2 separate regions of the Homo sapiens genome follow, and region 1 is linked to region 2. A link is a contact called in ENCODE Hi-C or POLR2A ChIA-PET data. All regions are on one chromosome and are shown on one strand. The core of a region is the stretch at or near the end of the contact, and the rest is flanking DNA. Distances in the headings are between cores, read along the strand shown. Region 1 holds the start of NBAT1 (neuroblastoma associated transcript 1). Region 2 overlaps CASC15 (cancer susceptibility 15).

Region 1 (7,605 bases), core at 2,911-5,410, 34 kb before region 2:
TAGGAATCACTGTTTTAAAGCATTATGTATCTAAATAGTTCCAAATATTTTTTAAAATGTAAATGAAAAGAAAAATCTACACCTAAATTTTCTCTTGCCTTTTTCACGTGGGCAAAAAAAACTAATGTGACAAGTTTACAAGAATCTCTATTATTCTTTTCCTTTATGTAGCCCAGTTTCTTTTTTACTTGTGATATCCCAGGGTGTTCTCACGAAAATTAATTTCAAATCTAAAAGGCAAGGATAATCACTACTTTCAGCAGTAAAAGGTAACAGAAAGAAATTGCAGTTTAAGCACAGTTAGCATATAATTAAGAACAAGAAAAATTAAAGTATTCTTAAATATGTGTTGCTTTAATTTTTCTCCTGATGGCTTTTCAGATTACCTTAAAAAGATCTATCAAGACTCCTCCTCTAGAAAAGATCTATTAAAAGCCACAGACACTTGGAGATCCATGAGAAGGAAAAAAATGGGTCATCTTATACAGTTGATTATGTGAGTTGTCTACATGCAGTGCATATGTCAGCAACAAGGAAAACAACCTCCAGATACATTCTGCAGGCAGATTTTCTTCTGGAGAAAAACCTATGTTTTCCTATACATTGTGAAGCCAACAGGGTAGGGTAGGAGCAGTTCAGTTTCATCCATAAGCATCCACATCAGGCTGGTTTTTGAAAAGGGAGCCAAACCCACAATACCCCAGAAAATAATATTTTGTAATAACAAAAATGGTATATATATTTTTTTCCTATCTAAATCTGGAATCCTGACCACCTTGTTTTAAACAAGACAGAGATTGCAAGCTTCAATCTGTTTGGATAGAAAAGAATTTATATAAATGTTTTGTTCAAGCCCAAAAGGGAAAGAGAGTTTAAATATACAGTGCATGAAAGATGCATGCCCAACTTCAAAACAGCTTAGTGCACAGAAGAGGAAAAATAATCTAACCTTCTGTTAGTCATTCCCAACAGTTTTTAAGCTTAAATATCTTGCAATTTGCGACATCGTTTCAGTGACCCCAACAGTGAGAGATTAACCAAAATTTCATAACTGCCCTGCCCTCCTCCCCTCATGCATCTTGAGGGGAGGGGGAGAGAACAAGAAGGTCAAAGAACAAATGGAAACAAAATCTGTGTTTTGCACTCTTTCTCTGCACTTGAGAAAGAAAAGGAGGCACATAAATCTGTATAATACTAAACCAAATCTCTTTAATTCCAGTCAGCTTTTATCATTCAGCCACTGAGTCTGTGTGTGGAAAAATTCATGCTAATTCCCCCTAGCAACAGACTCAGCCTATCAGGAGACTTTATGTACCATGCAGCTGCCAGCCAGAGAGAATAACTCTAAGTAGGTCAGGCCTGTATTTCTAAAAATGCTACGGTCTAGTAACCCCACTGTCCCGTCTGTCTGCCCTGCCCCATAATAACCTCAATTGCTTGGTGACACAATGACATACTATCCTGTTAGAGTGCAATCACATCATGCTACATTATTCTGCTGCGAGCATGACTGCTGGGTGAAGGACCCTCGGAGGGGCAGCATTAATCAGGCGGGCATTCATGTCCAGCAGCACTTCGCTCTAGAAATGGGGACTGCATTAATGACCAGCTGTTTGAACTAACACAAACAAAATAATGTCTTCCACCCTGTTGGGTGCACAGAATACACTATTCTGATCTGGCAGGTTCCGCTTCTTGACTAAATCGAAGATGTAAATTAAACGGGCTCAGACAATGTCAGTTTTGGCAACCTCAAAGTGAGTATATTTAAATTATATTACATGTGATTCAAAAAGCTATTGATTTAATATATGCAGCTTTCCATGCTACAATTTTCCCTAATCCACATTTTAAAAAAAGAAAAATGCATACATGGGTAATGCAATACATATGCACATATTACCCAGCAAGCTAAACACACAGAGCTGAACTAAAATTGACTTCTCTTTGGGCAGAGAAACAAAGCAGGTCAGGAGTAATTGTGCAGCATGAACACAAATACAAACAGAAAATGAATGCCATGGAGGAGCACTGAAAACAAATAAGAGTAAACATTCTAAGCCTACGGACCAATCAGCTCCTCCCACTGTCTCTTTGTGGAGGCTGTAGTAGCACCCAAATCTCCAAGCACAAGAGACAAGGGAGGGAAGTGAACGTGGCCTTGAAATCTCAACAACTGTGGTACCCTGACTTCCCATAACGATTACTGACTAGCTGCTGTTTGGCTTCAAGACAGCAAAAGCTCCTTCAAGGTTTAAACTCGGGAGATCACCAAAAATCAAAACTCCTTAGTTGTTTTTTAAATTCTAAAGTGGGAATTTTAGAATTTAATTTACCCTATTTACTCGAATGTAACTTTTGACTTCTCTCTATTGAAATGCACAAAAACAAACAAAAAAATTTATGTGTGGATACAGAGATAGGAGACTGGCAGTGCCATTTTTGGCTATTTAGTAAAACATCTTGTATTGATAGAGCTTGCACTGATATTTTCTCGCATGATTAATTTGCATGTTTAAGCGTTCACAGTTTCATTTAATGAACATATCCCCCCTGACAAATTGATAATTCAGCCTTCAATTACGCAGAATTCAGTTAAGTCTTATCTGTGTAATCCATCAGTATTTGATTTACAAACAGAAAATTTCTTAATCCATTTGCCCTTGTTTGAACTGGGTTTGATAACTTAGTTATGACTATCTTCTTCACTTTGTGGCACATATCACATAGTTATTCTTGGATAGATACAGTCACTGACGCAACCATGAACCGCTAATTACAAGCTGGTGACATTCTGCTTGTCTATGCAGCTTTGAAGTTCTAAGGCTGTTTTTCTCTTGTGCGCTTGCTCTGTTTCATTCTCTTCTCCTCATGCCACCCACCCCCAATCACTTACTCTCTCTTTCCTCTTTTCACTTTAAAGCCTTTCTGGATTCACTCTAGGACTATCTGGAGAAAGAGGTAAGAATGATCAGATTCTGTAACTTATTGCTTTTCCTTTCCTTCTGTACTATCCCTGCACACAGATCTACAGTTTGAAAGTACAGTAATAAGATCCTCACCCAGCCCCATCCGCAGGAATGCATCAACAGCTGGCCAAACATAATCCAACACACAGAGCTGCCTTTGTAGAATTAGTAACAAACAGTGGAAGGGCCAGACAGGCGTCCCAGAAGAGCTCCCCATGACAACTGGGAAACCTCCTCACCCCCAGGGTTGAGCTGACTCCACTGAGCTGGGGTTGGAGAACCCCAGCTCTCACATCTGAATCTACAACAAGCCTCAAGTGCCTGCCCTCAACCTCACTAGAAGCTATTCAGAGGGCATTCGGCTCTCCATAACAGCAAGTTAGAAGCAAGCATTCTCCATACTAACAACAGCCATACTCTGCCTCATGGCACATGCCTTTTGAAATGCAACACTGCAAATCTCCAAATCACATGAACAGCATTTACACCTGTACCTAACCATCAGCTGTGAGCTGGTAGGACCACCTCTCGTCTTTAGAAAATAATTTCTTTTTGCAAATTATAGGCTGATCCCGGCACTCTGAAACATGTAAATATAACACTGTATTCATCTCCACTGAGCATTTAGCATCTGAAGCCTGTGGTAGCCAGCTGGTCTCAAAGTCATCTGGGATACATTTATTTTGATTAAATTGATCAGATTTCTATTTACAGGATAGAATTTTTTTGCCATTACTGAATACAGCTGTGTTTACAGGGATTTGTAGAAGAAGAAAACAAAACCCCACAATCGGTCCTAGCAAAGCACAGAGCATTCAGAACTGGAAGGAGTTAAAACAGAGGGGGCTTGCTTTCACAGTAAAAAGAAAATTCTGCATGCAGCTGCTTTGGCCATGCTGTCTCACTAGTCAGGAAATGGGTGTTGAACTGGAGCTGAAAACACAAGCTGCAATCAAGCCCGATCCAGCAAAGTGACAGACTTCCTGTGTAAAATGGTCAGAAACCTTTTTTCATGTCTCTACATGCATGCACATGCATTTAAATCCATGCTGCGAGGCTGCGATTTTCTCTGGGGACACTGGTACAGTCACCTAGCCCATCAGTTCCTTCGTCGACAGCGCCGGGGACATCCAGACTACAATTTACAGTTCCTCTATCCATGTGCTGGGTTATAAATTATGCCATCCTCCCTAGAATGAGAATGCACAGCAAGCGGCAGACAATCACCCGGCATTCGGCATCTCTTTCTTTTCACGCGCTCCCTCGCTCCGCCTTTCTCCAGCTCTGCCTTCTCAGGCAGATACATCAGATACCTTGTTTATCCATCTTCAGCTCCACTCTGAGGTAAAATGCCACCACATCTCGCCATGGGTTGTCCCCCCAGACTAAATCCCTGGGAACAGCCTGAGCTGGGTGCACGCGGCCGAGGCGACGGCTGCCCTTGCCCTGCGGAGCACGGGTGGGCATTGGATGTAAGGTATTCCTAACTTCCCCTTCCCCAGTCCTTGGCGTCCTCTCTAGCCATCCCACCCCAGGTCTTCTGCAGCTTCACCCTGTCCTCCAAGTCCCCTCGCCCAGCTGCGAGGCAGGAGACCCCGGCCGGAGCTCCGCCAGCAGGTCCTTCTTTCGCAGGGCGCAGACGCACGATTCCGGGATCGGGTGCACCACGGCGAAGCCCAGGCGGGAGACGGCAGGAGCAGCTCAGGTAACCAGGGGAAGCTTGCGTGCCCACGGAGATGCAGCCGTGGAGCTGTGAGGAAAGACGGTCTGGCTTCAGAATTTAAAAAAAAAAAATAGAAAAAAAAAAAAAAAAAGAAACACAAAACAGCGCAGCTCGGCGCCAGCGGGGGTGGAAAAAACAGACACAAACCATAAAAAAAAGCAAGAGTTAAAATCAAATTTCAAAAAAAAAAAAAAAAAAAAGGAAATACAGAGATCAGAGTACTTCATGCGACTTTTATTTCTGACGTTTCTTGGTTTATTGGCCTCCCCACCCCCTCCAAAATCTGTTCTGTCCCTGAACACCACTGTCTGTCCATGAGTGCCAGTCACAAAGACTCTTGCTCCCAAGTGCTGCAGACCCAGCATCACATGAGAAACCACATGACAAACTGCAGTCGGCTGCTGATGTGGTCAACTATTTCACCCAGGCAGGGGGAGCAGGAGGGAGACAAACCTCAAGTGAGACATGCCCCTCTCAGGCGGCCAGGAAGACATTTCCTTAAAAGAACAATGAGAAGCATGCCTCTGAAGCTTGCTTGGGAATACATATACACTTTTACATATGCGCACTTACAGAGACTAAAGAGGCCGTGGATACTTGAAGACATTCTGAGGATGCTGTACCACAGACACTAGCTGGATGGCAGCAATATTATTTCTAGTATGTATTAGTCAAAGCTGATTCCACTTAAGTGGATTCCTGAAAAGCACACACCACGTCTTCATAGCATGATCAGGCTTGGAAAACCTATTCTATTATCTCTCCCTGCAATCTGTATCTGAACCTGCATTCTGAATAATTTATTTTTAGACTAATAAGATGCTTGCCAAGACTGCTCCCTTTCTTCGGTAAGCAGCACAGGCAATATTCACCCGAGTAGGAAAGCCTCGTCCCTTTGTAGGGAGAAGAGAAGAGATGGTTTTTTAAAAATGCAATTTCTTATTTAAAGGCAGACAAACACATAGCAATAAAGTTCTCGCAAGTAATCTTAAAAACAAGTGAAATGTTTCTGCTTCATTGAATCGACATGTCTCTTATTTGCAGTTTGGCATCTCATGCTGGCAAATGGTGGTGATATTTTTCTAACACTGCTCATGGCTGCAGCTACAGCCCTTAAGCCACATGGATATTGCTACTTCTCAGCAGGGTGAGAGCAAACAATTGCTTTCTGGAGCACCTTCCTGTGGAGGTGCTGCACTGCCAGGTATGCTTTACTAGTTACATTAAGGCAAGTACAAGTGAGATGGCCTCAGGGTCTGTAGATTCTGTCACTCATCCTGGAATTAAGTAAGTTGCCTATTTGGGACGTCCTTCCCAAGACGTGAGAGGTATACCTTTTTAGCAAAATTGATTATGCCGGCTAACTAGAACCGGAGAATCATTAAACAGGTGGGAGGTAATTGTCTACAACATGTCTTATTGGACTGTGTAGATATCAAGGTAAGTGGCCTTTAATTCATTTGAGATGCCCTTTCAGCCTCTCACTGTATAAGTGTGTCAAGGATGGTCCCAGACCCTGGGGTTCCAATGATGAGCAAGAGATGCATGGTCTCTGCCATCTTGGAGCTCAAGGTCCAGTAACTGCACACATCTTTTGTCCTTCAAGACAACCTTTTCCCAATTTGAATTCTCCAAAGTTAACCAAGGAAGAGATCCAGCAGTCACTTTTTACCCTTGCCTTTTCAACATCCTCTATGATCTCCCAAATCCTATATATTGTTTCTTTACCATCTGCCCTTGGATTTAAGATTTCTTCTCCATTCATTCCTAGAGTCCAAGCTCAGGTTCTCATACCCTCCCACCCAATGATCTCCAATCTGGTCACCCTCTTTTTGTTTCATTCCATTTGGCAGCCTGCCACCAAACTAATCGTACCAAACCACCACATTCATGATGTCCAGAACTACTGTCCAGATGGGTTAGACAACCCTTTGTCCAAAACCAAGGTGGCTCCTTATTTCTTCACGTTCATACACTACCAGTCAAGACAATCTATTATCTGATTATTCATTGTCTATTTAAACAGATTGGTCTATTAATGATCTTCTGATCACATCCTCCATTGAATCAGAAAAAAAAATGGGGGCTCAATTTTGTTAATAACAACGCATAAAGCATTGTGTAAGAAACAAAGACACACGAAGCATTGTCCCTGCCCTCAGAGAACATACTCTATAGAGCCTGTGCTACTTTTTTCTATCAATCATTACTAACCATTTATTATCTTTTATTGCTAGTCATTTCTTCAGGTTTTATTTCCCATGAAAATAATTAGTAAGTCTCAATCCACTTGCTAAGTGTGGGTCAGATAAGTGGTACCACAGATGGGCTGAAAAGGGAACAAACACTTCTACCTAAATGTCTGCGGAGGTTCCCCGAGTTCTCTGGGATTTGCAGTGAGCTATAAAATATCGGGCCAGGGAGTAGGGCAGGATTTAGGTATTAACAACAATAGCAATGGCAGTCGCTAAAAATTAGCACTTACTATGTGCCAGCATCTATTCTAAGCATTTTAGGTACATTAACCTACTTAATTTTATGAGAAAATATTTTTAATAAGTTATTTTCAGTGATACACAGACAGAAGCACAAGAGGGAGGTTAAATAAGTTGCCCAAACTACACAGCAAGTAAGTAGTAAAGCATATCTGGCCCCCGAGTGCGTGGTCTTAACCACCGTGCTGTCCTGCTTTGGAAATGAAAAAAATTGTGGGAGGGAGACCAGGTAGGTGAAAATACATGCATATGTCTGAAGGTGGATGAAGGAATCAAGTAGGGTGTTAGTTCTGTAGAAGCGGGACTAGGTTGAGGAGAGCCACAATATAAAGCTATTACCCTCTTCATAAACATTGGGACCAACAACCAAATTGTAGGATAATAAGTCCGGTAGCCAAATCTAAGATTGATGGGGGAG
Region 2 (6,780 bases), core at 3,384-5,883:
ACTTAAAATGATAACCTTATCTTAATTAGTAGCATGATGCAGAAATGCTTTGAAAGCCTCTGAGAACTAACCTGCATTTTTAAACACAAGCCCGGGGGCTTAGAAAAAAAAGATTCCTGTTGAATATTGCTGAATACATAAGCCAATGTTAATTTATCAAAACTACAAAAGAAAATTATCACACAGCAAGACAGACTAAACAATGCAGCTCACACCTCCTCTGATCAAGCAGTTTGCAACTCTCATTGTAGAATCACACAAGATGTCATTCGAATGCTTAGTCAGACCTCTGCTGACTGTTGACACCCACAGAAGAGTCTTTCTCTGGTTTTTCTAATGACACTATTGATAATCAGTAGAGCACGACAATGGTGGAATGAGTAGACAAACAGATTGGAGGGTAGGTATTGTCTTCATATGGGATTAATTACCATACAGATCCCCAGTAATAATCCCATAGGCTCCCATACCAGTCTTCTTCCGCAGTCAATCCTAGTTCATTTAATCCCAGCCCTCCTCATCCATCGCAAGCTTTCTAACACCGCCTTCTGGTCTGCCCATGTTTAGAATGTCTGAGTGACGCTCTAGAAGATAAACGTTCCCTGTGGGAGAGGTTACATTCTGTGTACATGTTTTCCGTATTATCACTCTGGTGAAAAGATGTCCAATGGCTCACCGATGATAACCATTACCTAAAAGAGCACCTCAGAACATCTGAACATTAACATTTCAAACAATCACCTTAAACTATACTATGGCAAAATAAAAGACTTTGCAAGTAAGTCATTATTGTAAATACCCAAAGTAGATGTCACAAGTTTCTCAATATAAGGCTTGTAAATTGAGGCATTTTCTAATAACCACTATGCAGCTGGGCATATCTCCTCAAATTTCCACCAAAAAAATAAATATTGGGTAGACTTTTGCTTATCATCCAGAATTATTAACTACAGCTACCCCCAGAAATGTGGAATAGATGCTATTTCAAGAGGAATACTCTTTCAAGCTTGGCTTCTGAGGTCTGTGGTTTCTCCCTATAAGCCGGAACCACTTGGGAAATAACTACCTTCCTATAAAGCAATTTAGCATTCCCTTCTTTGAAAATGTAAATGGTTCAAAAATTTTAAAAGTATCTTCTCCTTACTAGAAGTTAACAATTTTGTCTAGATGTCAGTGGTTAGCACTAACAGAGGATATTATAGTATGATATTATCATTAGAACTGAATAACTAGTGGAAAGCAATATGATATAAACACCTAACATTTTATTATAGTTCCATCTAGCTTAGTTTGTAAGCATAGAATATAGTAAAATTAAATAGGAGAAAATAGGTACATAATAATATTAATGTATGCCAGTATTAATGTGCTTTTAAAAAACAATTTTTTTAATTATCAAGGTTTTTTCAATAAGAGCATTAAAGCACTATTTTAAAATACCCGCTACATGCAAGAAGCTATGCATTGTAATTGATGTGAAAGTAAACTGCTCTTACAAGATAGCAAAGCATCGATTTAATTTATGTCAAGCTTGTCTGCAATAAGATATGTCATTTCAGAGAAGTATTAGTATGTGTAGTGTATATGGGCATATATTTACATAAGCAAATTATCCATACCTTGAAAGTCCCATAAATGTGTGTATTACTAGGCACATTTCTTCTTATTTAAAACTGTATCTGTGGACTTGAGTAAGGAGATTAAAGACTAAACATATATTAACACTGTGAAAATTCAGCCTGAAAAACTTCAGGATAAGAGATATTTTCATCAACAGATATTTCAAACTGAGTGACCCCAAATCTGTTTAAGACTGTTCTAAAGAAGGAAAGCCCTCATATAATTTAACTTGCTTTTCATTTCACTGGTCTGACAGCCACATACTGATAGCATCTTCAGGTTACAAATCCTGCCTTTTTACCATTGCAGTTATAGTCTCATTTACAACATTAGTGTGCTAAATAGGGACTGCATCAAAATCTTCAATTATTTTCAGACAGTCTATGCAACATTGCTGCTAATTCTAATGCCCAGGAAGCACAATCATCGTAACCTCTGCTATGATCCCAACGAGGATTCCTCAAGCTCCTTATAAATGCATTAATCGCCCCTATGAAAGTCACTGCTTGCTTTTAACGAAGATAATGTATGTTACTGGGATTATACCACTGCATGCAAAATCATTAAAGAAAGGGAGACCAGAATTTATGATTAAGCCTTTGGACAGCAGGGCACTATTTTAACCATAAAAATCACAATCTGCAGAGACAGTGGCCGAAGCAGAGGAACCATTAAAGACTTATAATTAGCATCAATCAAGGTGACACTACTGTTGGCATCTTTATTACTTTAAATACACTAATCAAATACTTCTGCATTGAGATGGAAAGATTGATAGGCAGCTAGACATAGAAAACATCTCTATGGAGAACAACTTTAAATTATCTGTTTGAAAGGTTAAAAAAAAAAAAAAAGTATTGGTATTAGTCAAGTAGGATCCCAACACACAACTCCAAAAGAAAAGTACTCAGAATGGACCTATGACGTTGTCAGGATCCTCAAGTGGATGCTTTAACACTAAGCATTTGCATGTCCCCTCTGGGAACCCACTGGACTTGCTTAATTTCGAAGAAAAAAAAAATAACTCAGGGGAACACAAGCTTCAGGCTACTCTGTCCTATAAATAAATAGCCAAGCACTCCTGCCCAACATTTATATATTTTCTAGCCTTCTCCTTACATGTGCACATGGAAATGAAAGATAAAAGGAGAGCTGAACTTACTACTATTTACATAATTACAATAGGGGCTGTCAATATTATCTAATTGCATCGCTGCTCAATTTCATACCACACAGACTCTGAAATATGCTGTTATTATTACTGCTCATATAAATATTTCAGTCTTAACGAACAAGAAGCCACTCAGCATCTCTGCCACCCCTTGAGCCCATATGGCATTATACCTTAATGACTAATTTTTAAAGGGCGCTCTTCTCCAAACACTTTCTGTGAACAGTTTCAGTGTTCACAAACTGAATTCTTGAGGTTAAGGGCACACACCATAAGGAAAGGATATGAAGTAGTTTTCCGATAACAAAGTCTGGCTGGAATCAATTCAGAATTATGGATAAAGATTTGGCAAGGCATCTCCCAAGGGTACAACTTCATCTTTGCCAAATGAAATTATAATTGCAAAGACTTTCATTATGAAGATGATGAGTCCCAACAATCGTTTTGGCTCCAAAGTTCAACTTTTACTTACAAGTTCCTTAACTGGCACCCCCGCCACTAGGTTTAAAAAATATATTACATTTCCTTTGAATTAATACCTGCCTCTTTAAAAAAAAAAATGGTTTGTTTGTGTCCATAAAAAACTGGGCAGAGTCAAAGGAAATTCTTCATTGCTTCCCCTCAGCAGCGAATAAAGGACTGAGGAAAGAGAATGAATGATAAAGATGAAACAATTGGAAGAAGCAAATTACTTAAGAGGAAATACATACAATTTACTGAAGGAGTACTAGCTAACTCAAATCCAGTTTCATTTTAAATTTTGTGGTCAAAGAAAGATTTTCCAATGTAACATGATAATCTTACAGAGCCAAAGACTAAGGAAAATGCTACAATTTGACTACTGAAAATCCTATTAGTTGGCTGGGCACGGTGGCTCACGCTTGTAATCCTAACACCTTGAGAAGCCAAGGCAGGAGGATCACTTGAACCGAGGAGTTTGAGACCAGCCTGAGCAACGTGGTGAGACTACAGCTCTACAAAAACTACAAAAATTAGCCAGGTACAGTGGCACACACCTGTGGTCCCAGCTACTCAAAAGGCTGAGGCAGGAGGATCACTTGAGCCCAGGAGGTTGAGACTGCACTGACCCTTATCACACCAACACCACTGCATTCCAGCCTATGTGTAGATCGAGAACTTGTCTCAAAAAAAGAAAAAGAAAAAAGGAAAATCCTACTAGTTTAAGCCAATATTTAACAAATCACTCCAAGACATTATGCTGCAATTTTTAAAAGGTTCCAGTATTCTCAACTTCTCTCAAATGATGATAGCAAACACTTCTGCTTCTTAAAAGGATAGCAGTCCCTTATATATGAATAGGGTTTTACATTTTACCAAGTAATTTTATACATATTCACTTTTGCATCAACCTTGTGAAGCAGATAAGATTATTTCCATTTTACAGATGAAGTTATAGACTAAGAGAAGGTAACAGGCCTCTCTCTCAATGAGCACCCAGATGGTAGACGTATCTATTGACTCAACGCCTTCTCCACTATACCATGCTGACCCTGAGTTGCTTTGAAATATTCCATAGCCTTGTTAACTGAGGAGAGAAATCATGAATTACAGATCCTGATTACCTGTAGTAAAGACAAATATTAAAGAGTACTCTTACCAAGAGAAAGCTCTTCATAAAGAACCAGTAAGATGCATGTTAAGCATGAGAGAATCCTAGTCAGTTTGCTTTGTTTAGAGATGGGTCATCTTGCTATTCCAGTCCAAGAGTTTGCTTTTCACTGTTGAATCATTTGATTCTCACTGACGCAAAAGGAATGGGAAAGGCTGTGCAATACTGTATGAGGCTGACCTTACCACTTACGGAAAAGCTGCCAGCCAGACACAAAGTGTTGGCTAATAATGAGTCAGAGATGGACTCAATAATATCAAAGACTTTTATGTTGAATCCTTAACAAAGGAGCTTGATGTAAAAACAAGGGTTTAAGACTGGGAAATGGCAAAAGAAAGGAACAGTCACTTCCCCATCAGAGGACACCCTTTTGCCAAAATTTGCTGAAATGTGTACACAATACTTTTAATACTTTTAAATAGACATGTGTTAGAGAATTCTTATCAGTAAGTGCTGCACGCTAGATCCAAATGAGGAAATAATTTGAAACCTGGCAAATTCTCTTTTAACATAGTAAATAGCTCAAATCTTATTGGTTTATATTTTCCAGTTACTATCATTTTCGTGTCAAAAAGAGGAGGAAAAAGATAATAGGAAAACCAAACGACAAAAATAATTGCATATAATTATATAACACTTGGAAAAAGAAAACCTTCATCTAACAGCAATGGCAGGAGTAGGCTTATTACAAGGACAACATTACCACCCTGGTCCACTGCATTCTCTTTTGCAATGTTTCAATGACTCTCTTATCTTGTTGCTCCAGCAATAATAACTGAAGTTATGTAACTACAGTCCTGAGCTGACTACAAAATACAATGGGTGTGAAGTAATTGAGGTTTCTCAATTTTTAATACAGGTAGGGATATTTTTCATTATATTTATATGTTTCACAATGGAGTCATTATCATAGGAAAAATGAGCTGTGGATATTAAGGACATGGAGTTAATTAACAAATAATATGGAAAACTTTGATAAATCAAAGGAGCTTCTTATCAGTAGAAATGTTCTCCCAATCTAGCAATAAATATTCCAACAAGTCATTTTAAATTACATACATGCTGTGTTGTCATTTTTCTAAGGTGATGGATAAGGAGATTTAATTTCTTTAACTTGGGCATGTTTTCATTTGTTGGAATTCTATCAGATAACGACCAATATAAAGTGTGTAACAAAGAGGCTAGCCATTACAGGCACACAAAAGCATGGGTTTGCCCATCTCATGCCCTGTCCTCAATGGTGATCAGTGGAGAGGGGATGGAAAATTTCTGCTTGCATATGAAGACTCTAAAAATATTAATATAAAAAGAATTCCAAACAAATGTAAGGTGTAAATTTACAGCACTCTGATGGTTTGTTTGGTCTGACTTTGAAAATAAAAGTAAAAGGGCCAACATGCTAACATCCTAAAAAAAAAAGTCATTTAAATAGTAAGAATAACTTATGAGATAATGGAGGTACTAAATGGCCCACTGAACCCTGAAGGAAAATTAAAATTCCTAAGTGAAGAGGAAAAAACTGCTTTGATGCATACCTCTCAGAGAAACACAAAAACTGGGTTTATCCATAAACCTGGCTGGTCACAGAACACATTAGCAATGAGAAATGCCATTCAAGAAAACCCTATAGATCTATTTCTCTACTCATGACCAATAGCTCCACAGATTCAACTAGAATGAAGATCATGAATAAAAAGCTTACAATAAATGGTAGCATGCAGTAGGCAAACATATACAAAGGAGGTAATCCCTGAGCACCAAATTACAGCCTCTGTCCACAAATTATAACAGCACCCTTCTACTATCTAAGATCTGGGTTACGGACATGTAATGCACACTCACTCTCCTAAAATGTAGCCACAGAAGCATGGCAAAGACATACACCTCTTAGGGCTCAAGGTCAAGAGCACAGGACATAAATTCACTAATGCTAAAAATGAATGGAAAGCCAAAGAGAAGAGATGGTCTCTATTACTTTGTATTGAAGCCCATAAGTGGTTTGCAATTGTCGTACAAAATACGTTTCCTCACTATCCTTTGTATTCTGGTGTGGGGGTTTTATTTATTTATTTATTTATTGGCCATTATATGGCCCGATCTACTATACGTCGAATAAAAATGGATCATTTCTAATTTAATAGTGACACAAAACCTTTGGAACTCATACACTATTGACATTGCATACAATATTGACCCTGAATTTATAAAATATTGACTCATTTTTGTTTCTCTGCACTTTTCTCTAGGATGTGAAATGATCAGAATGAGTTTGCCATAGGCTATTGTTTTTGTTTTATTTTGGTTGGTCTTGATGCTCTCAACTAACCTATCACCTGGACAGACTTCTGGTAAGATTCTG

The links. A loop is a pair of places that touch in the nucleus more often than their neighbours do. ChIA-PET counts read pairs that join two places held with the same protein, here RNA polymerase II (POLR2A). Pooled maps may share reads with other maps.
Region 1: a loop to region 2 is called in a pooled map, with 2.7 times the contacts of the local background. The contact joins the promoter of NBAT1 here to the enhancer-like site in region 2. A Hi-C loop is called at or near these places in 4 of 50 pooled maps. POLR2A ChIA-PET finds 5 or more read pairs at or near these places in 4 of 52 experiments (A549, AG04450, HepG2 and 1 more).

The regions. Positions count from the first base shown.
Region 1 is chr6:22,143,748-22,151,352 of GRCh38, reverse strand. It overlaps NBAT1 (neuroblastoma associated transcript 1), which reads left to right and starts at 4,160. Exons shown (of 3, transcript NR_034143.1): 1 at 4,160-4,313; 2 at 4,602-4,674. All of the region lies in intron 9 of CASC15 (cancer susceptibility 15), which reads right to left. RefSeq lists enhancers at 195-3,008, 5,634-6,135.
Region 2 is chr6:22,111,065-22,117,844 of GRCh38, reverse strand. The region is part of intron 9 of CASC15 (cancer susceptibility 15); the gene reads right to left. Among named protein-coding and RNA genes, the nearest start is that of NBAT1, 33 kb to the left of the region's middle. Within about 2 kb of position 4,633, at least 4 of the 41 ENCODE cell types and tissues checked have a DNase peak (open chromatin) inside an H3K27ac peak, as active enhancers do.